Linked DNA regions of Mus musculus: region 2 is linked to region 1. A link is a contact called in ENCODE Hi-C or POLR2A ChIA-PET data. All regions are on one chromosome and are shown on one strand. Each heading gives the region's core, a stretch centred on a gene start or an enhancer-like site at or near the end of the contact. The rest is flanking DNA. Distances are from core to core; before and after follow the strand shown.

Region 1 (2,886 bases), core at 270-2,769:
TATAGACTAAGAACAGAGCAGGTTGGAAGGGAATTTGTGACTCTTGTGTCCACAAGCTGCATTCTAGCTAGAGTGTGCTCTTAAGACCACATTTTGTGCTAGAGAGTCAGCTCAGCAATTAAGAGAGCTGGCTGTTCTTCAAGAGGACCAGGGTTCAATTCCCAGGACCTATATGGTGGCTCAGGACCTACATGGCAGCTCTCAATTCTGTAAATGCAGTTTCAGGGAATCTAATACCCTCTTCTGGCCACCACAGGCATTGCATGCCTATGGTGCACAGAAAATACATGCAGGTAGATCACCCATACATATAAATAATAAAAATTAAGGTTAAAAAATAAAACTTGCTTCTCAAACCCAAGAGGATATGAAAGCAACCTACTTTATACATCTTTAGCATAAAATTGCTTAGGTATAAAATATCAGTTGTCTTATATAGTTCTTTGTTGTCTTAGTTAGGGTTTCTATTCCTGCACAAACATCATGACCAAGAAGCAAGTTGGGGAGGAAAGGGTTTATTTGGCTTACACTTCCACATTGCTGTTCATCACCAAGGAAGTCAGGACTGGAACTCAAGCAGGTCAGGAAGCAGGAGCTGATGCAGAGGCCATGGAGGGATGTTCCTTACTGGCTTGCTCAGCCTGCTCTCTTATAGAACCAAGACCACCAGCCCAGAGATGGTCCCACCCACAAGGGGCCTTTCCCCCTTGATCCCTAATTGAGAAAATGCCTTACAGTTGTATCTCATGGAGGCATTTCCTCAACTGAAGCTCCTTTCTCTGTGATAACTCCAGCTGTGTCAAGTTGACACAAAACTAGCTAGTAAAAACCCAAGAGGCTATGAAAGCAACCTACTTTATACATCTTTAGCATAAAATTGCTTAGGTATAAAATATCAGTTGTCTTATATAGTTCTCTGTCAAATATATTATTTCAGTTTTTAGACGATGTCATCTAAAAATTGTATTTCAGACGCAGTAACACATTCTTTGTCCTTTAATCAAAGGGTGGGGTTTTTTGCAACACAATAGAATTAGGGGCAGCCATGCAAACTGAAATAATATCCCACATGCAAACTGAAATAATATCCCAACTCCCTAGAGAATAATCTCCCCACTTCAAGTTCCCAAGTGTCTGGGAAATGGAGTAACTACTGCTGTTGAAGCCTTCCTTTCCTCTCCATGAAAATTACTGAGTCATTGTGAATAAACATGACTCACAAAGAATGAATTGATAATGGCTTCCCTCTGTTCCTCGGTGGAGGAGGCAGGGGAGGTGAGTGGCAGGGCTGGAGGTCCCAGCTCCAAACTCCATGTTAAATAGTCTGTGTAAATTTCCATCAAGTCTGCCCTGCAGCAATGAAGAGAGTTGCCAATAACCGACAAGCGATTCCAGCTGCTGCAGAGATTCTTGACTCAGAGCACAGCAAACGCACAGTGTTCTGTACACTGGGACTCTAGGTCACCTGTGCTTTCCCACGTCTGTCCTTCCAGGTAAGGAGATCCCCAGCTGCACCCAGCACCTATGCCTGGCACATCTTACATGCCTACCCGGCCAGCGCACACTCCAATTTCCTCTTTTGTTTCAGTTCCCTTAATAACTGCCTGCCATCTGGAGGTGTCTTCCTGGGGCATTCCATGTGACGTTCACATGTGCTGGTTGGCTTGATTTTTAGTAAGGTCATTTCAGATACTCCTCACACTGATCTGTTCTCATGAAGTTCGGTAGAATAGTGGCTGGTTTGGTTCACATACATTCTACGCCTTTTCTAGCTTTACAGAGGATCCCTTAGACTCACCAGTGGAGGAAAAGCAAAACCTCATAAAAATTAGGCAACCCTTTTATCGACTGGAACTTCAAGTTTTGGCTCATCCTAACTCCCCGGCCCATGTTGGAATGAACTTGCTCTGTGGTATTCTTTAAGCTACACTTTCATATTCTAAGTACAGAATTTATGTAGCTTTAAAGCAAAATGTTCATTTAAAATTTTTTTTTACTTCAAATAAATGGGTATTCTTCCCTGTCATAATTATACACTGTAAGAAATACTTTGTAGTTATAACTACAAAGTACTATTAGAGATTCAGGACAGAGCTTAATTCTTTATTAGGACCAGAAGTGCCTTCTCTCCGGGGTATCCCAGCTTTGTTTAGCTTTTGTCAAGTTCCATATGGTTCTGCTAAAATAAAGCAGAATGAAATTCATTGAGTTTAGCCCAATAATGATGTTTCATGAAGTCATGAGTAGCCAGACTCATATATAGTCCCTGAGAGATGTAATTTGAAAGCCCAAGGAAAACAGCCAGAGAGAATAAATTTCTGTATAAAGGTCACAAAAGGTAACACATGGAAGGCATTCCACTAAAATCCAATTCTGTCCAGAGAGGGTGAAAAAAGTTGGATATCACTCTTGTTTGCTTTTATGTCCTGACTCTACTGTGGATCTGTCCAGGCCTTTGGCTTATGTAAGCAGAAAGCAGTCAGATTGGTTCTTGCTGCATACCAAAACAATAGAAATGGGGTCAGTCCTTCTCTTCTGCTAGAAAACTCTTCTAAGCACACAAGTCAAGTGCTGTGTTTGCCAAGGCTTCCCCTTCTCTGACCTCCACTGAGCCCTCAAATTGAGAGATGGAAACCTGTGCATGCATTGAAATATGAAATGCATATTTCTACTTACAAAGGTAGAAAATGTATCCAAAGTAACTTGACAGTTTAAAGAACGCTAGGACGGACAGAGCACTAGCTGTGTCCAGATAAATTGATTAGGTTTATGGAGATGTACCAAACAAAGCGCATAATAAATGCATATCTAGGACTCTGACATATTTATATGAAATACGATCCAAACATTAATCATCTGTAACGATAAGCTTTTTGAATCACAGAA
Region 2 (2,886 bases), core at 259-2,758, 44 kb after region 1:
CCAAGCTCTGACAGAACTGAAAAAATACAGCCTTCTGAAAAGTGTGAGGTAGTTATGGTTAGAGTTGTCATTTCAAGGACATGGTTTAATGAAGATAAATGCAACGAACAGTTATTGCAGAGGGTGTAAATTTTCATGTATTTGCGATTGTGGCTGGGAGCGTATGACGAAGATTCGGGGGCCAAAGATACGCTGGTTTACAACGGGGTAGAAAATACACATTTGAGGAGGCATGATCGGAGGACCACAGCAACTGCTGCCAGATGGATGTCTCCTGAGGGACCGGAAAATTTCTCACCCTGAAGACAAAAGTCCCAGTTTTCTCGATTCAGCCCACGATCCAGCCCGCATCCTCTGCCACCACTTCCATGCCCATCTCCAGGCAGAATGCCACGGAGGCGACGTTAGAACAGAACTCATCCCTCTTGTCTGCCAACGCAACCCGCTCCGGTGCCAGAACACCAGGGGGTCGGGCGCTCGAACCCTGCCCCTCCCAGTTCCCCAGCAGCCCTGCACTGTCTCCACAGTGCAGGTTTGATTGGCTCCGCCCAGCCCTCTGTCACTCCTCAGTTGGCCTACGATTGGGTACCAGGCCGTGCGCAAGCGCAAACTCTCAGCCCCTCCAGGCCCCGGAGGGGAGTTGGCTCAGTCTATCACTGGGTCTTACACCAATTGGTTAGCAAGATGAGACGCCTTTTCATTGGTCAAGAGTGGTAGTCTAGAGTCCGGACTCACAATCTGATTGGCTACAGTGAATCCGAGCTTCCGCGCAGACACCCCCGCAGGCTGTTGCTGAGATGTTCTGGGGTCTCCCGACAGTGGGGGGCGGATCCGAGCTCCAGGTTTTCCAGGCGCCCAAGGCTGTCTACCAGCCCGGGGGGAGGAGCTCGGCTTACGTCAAACTCGACAAGGGCGGGGCTAGAGGGCGGGCCGGTGACGTCATCGGGCGCGGACCGGGTTTGCGTGTAGCCTGGGCGCCACGGACTAGCCGAGCTTCGATTTGCTTGTGTAACTCATGGCGGCGGCCCTTAAGGCTCACGTCGTTACGTATAACGGGATCAAGCCAAAGCTCTCCGAAGGCTGACAGGCTGAGTCATGTATGTCAGCCATAGGCCGGCCCGTCCTGAGGTCCCCAAGCACGGTGCGCACGGCTTCCTAAGCCCACGGTCCCTCCACCGTCACCTCCCGCAAACCCCCGAGCGTGGGCGTCTGACGTTGCCTGCCTTCGGGCGGAGGAGAGCGCGCAGACGCAGTACGGAGGCCGGTCAGGCTGGGTGTTGCCGGGTGTCGCGGAAGCCGGTCTTCTCTGGAGCGCGCGGACGGTCGCTAGGCGACGGCGCGAGGGGCGGGCTTTCTTATAGACCCCTCCCACCCGGCTGGCTCCGCCCCGGGCAGCGCTGCGGCTGGGCTCGGGCGCGCGCTCCAGCGCTGGGGAAGCGGCGGCGGCGGCGGCAGCAGCGGCGGCGGGAGCTGGGCGTGGAGGCGCGAGGGGCGGGGCGGGCGGCATTGCGGGCCCGCGGTTCGGGCGGCTCCGGCTCGAGGTCGAGCTCTGTTGCTGCTCTCGCCCTCGGGGCTGCATCGTCCTCCCGCTTGGCCCGCTCACAGGGCCGCGCACGACTCGTTCAGCTGCAGCCCCGCTGCCGGCGCCCGGGGCGCTGCCGCGGCCGTGAGCCGACGAGTCCGTAAGGGCGGCGGGGCCGCGGGGTCGGGGCGCGGCGCGCGGGCGCAGGTCTATGTCGCGGGCGGCGGCGGCGGCGGCGGCCGCGCAGGGACGATGCGCGAGTACAAAGTGGTGGTGCTGGGCTCGGGCGGGGTAGGCAAATCCGCCCTGACCGTGCAGTTCGTGACCGGCACCTTCATTGAGAAATACGACCCCACCATCGAGGACTTCTACCGCAAGGAGATCGAGGTGGACTCCTCGCCTTCGGTGCTGGAGATCCTGGACACCGCGGGCACCGAGCAGTTCGCGTCCATGCGGGACCTGTACATCAAGAACGGCCAGGGCTTCATCCTGGTCTACAGCTTGGTCAACCAGCAGAGCTTCCAAGACATCAAGCCCATGCGGGACCAGATCATCCGCGTGAAGCGGTGAGCAGAGCGGGGCACACGGGGCTCGGTGGCTGCGGCGATCCCGGTCCTTGGCTTGCCCGGGCTACACCACCTCCTCCAGGGGCTCAGATTTGTGGGCTTTGTTTCACAAGTGAAATTGGGCATCCTGTTAACCCTCAGCCCAGCCCTTTGTCTCTAGGACGTTGGTAGCGCTTCTTCGGGACCCTAGAAAGAACAAAGTTTCAAACTTGCAAGGAAAGAAGGGATGAGTAGGTGGGCGCTAGGGAAAGGGGAGCTGTCTTAGTGTAGGCACGCCTGTGAAGAGTGAGCGCGCGCTTAAATGCACCCGTAAGAGGTTTGACAGCCGAAATTTGTACATACATATCTTGTGACAGTGTCAATACTAAGTTAGGGGGGACCTTTCTCGTTGCGGAAAAGATTAAATGTTGCCAGGAGGTTGGCAGAAATGGATTAGTGCAAAACTTTAAAGACACATTGGCAAATAATTTGAAGACCACACAACATTCAGTTGGCTTGGCATATAGAAGCACACTTGTGACATTTACGCGGAGAGCGTGCAGATTCAGTTCTCTTTCTCTCTTAAAAGCTAGCCTCCTCATCCCCCCCCCGCACCCCCCCCCCGAAAAAAAAAAGAACAGGGAAGGAGGCTATTCTTGGAAAACAAACAGAAGTTTAGTCTGAGTTCTGGCTTGTGTATCAGCTAATTTAAAGTTAATGCAAAAAAAAAAAAAAAAAGAAGAAGAAGAAGAAGAAGAAGAAGAAGCAAACAAGCTTTTTCCTGATATAAAGTGTTCAAAGGATGTATTTTTGCATGTG

The links. A loop is a pair of places that touch in the nucleus more often than their neighbours do. ChIA-PET counts read pairs that join two places held with the same protein, here RNA polymerase II (POLR2A).
Region 2: a loop to region 1 is called in a map of left cerebral cortex, with 4 times the contacts of the local background. The contact joins the promoter of Rap2a here to the enhancer-like site in region 1. A Hi-C loop is called at or near these places in 3 of 37 maps with a recorded cell type or tissue (all left cerebral cortex). POLR2A ChIA-PET finds 5 or more read pairs at or near these places in 1 of 5 experiments (Patski).

What each region holds. Positions count from the first base shown.
Region 1 is chr14:120,432,746-120,435,631 of GRCm38, forward strand. No RefSeq gene overlaps it. Among named protein-coding and RNA genes, the nearest start is that of Rap2a, 44 kb to the right of the region's middle. Within about 2 kb of position 1,520, at least 2 of the 3 ENCODE cell types and tissues checked have a DNase peak (open chromatin) inside an H3K27ac peak, as active enhancers do; they include left cerebral cortex, where a contact is called at or near this core.
Region 2 is chr14:120,476,953-120,479,838 of GRCm38, forward strand. It overlaps Rap2a (RAS related protein 2a), which reads left to right and starts at 1,509. Exons shown (of 2, transcript NM_029519.3): 1 at 1,509-2,088. The coding sequence starts at 1,775.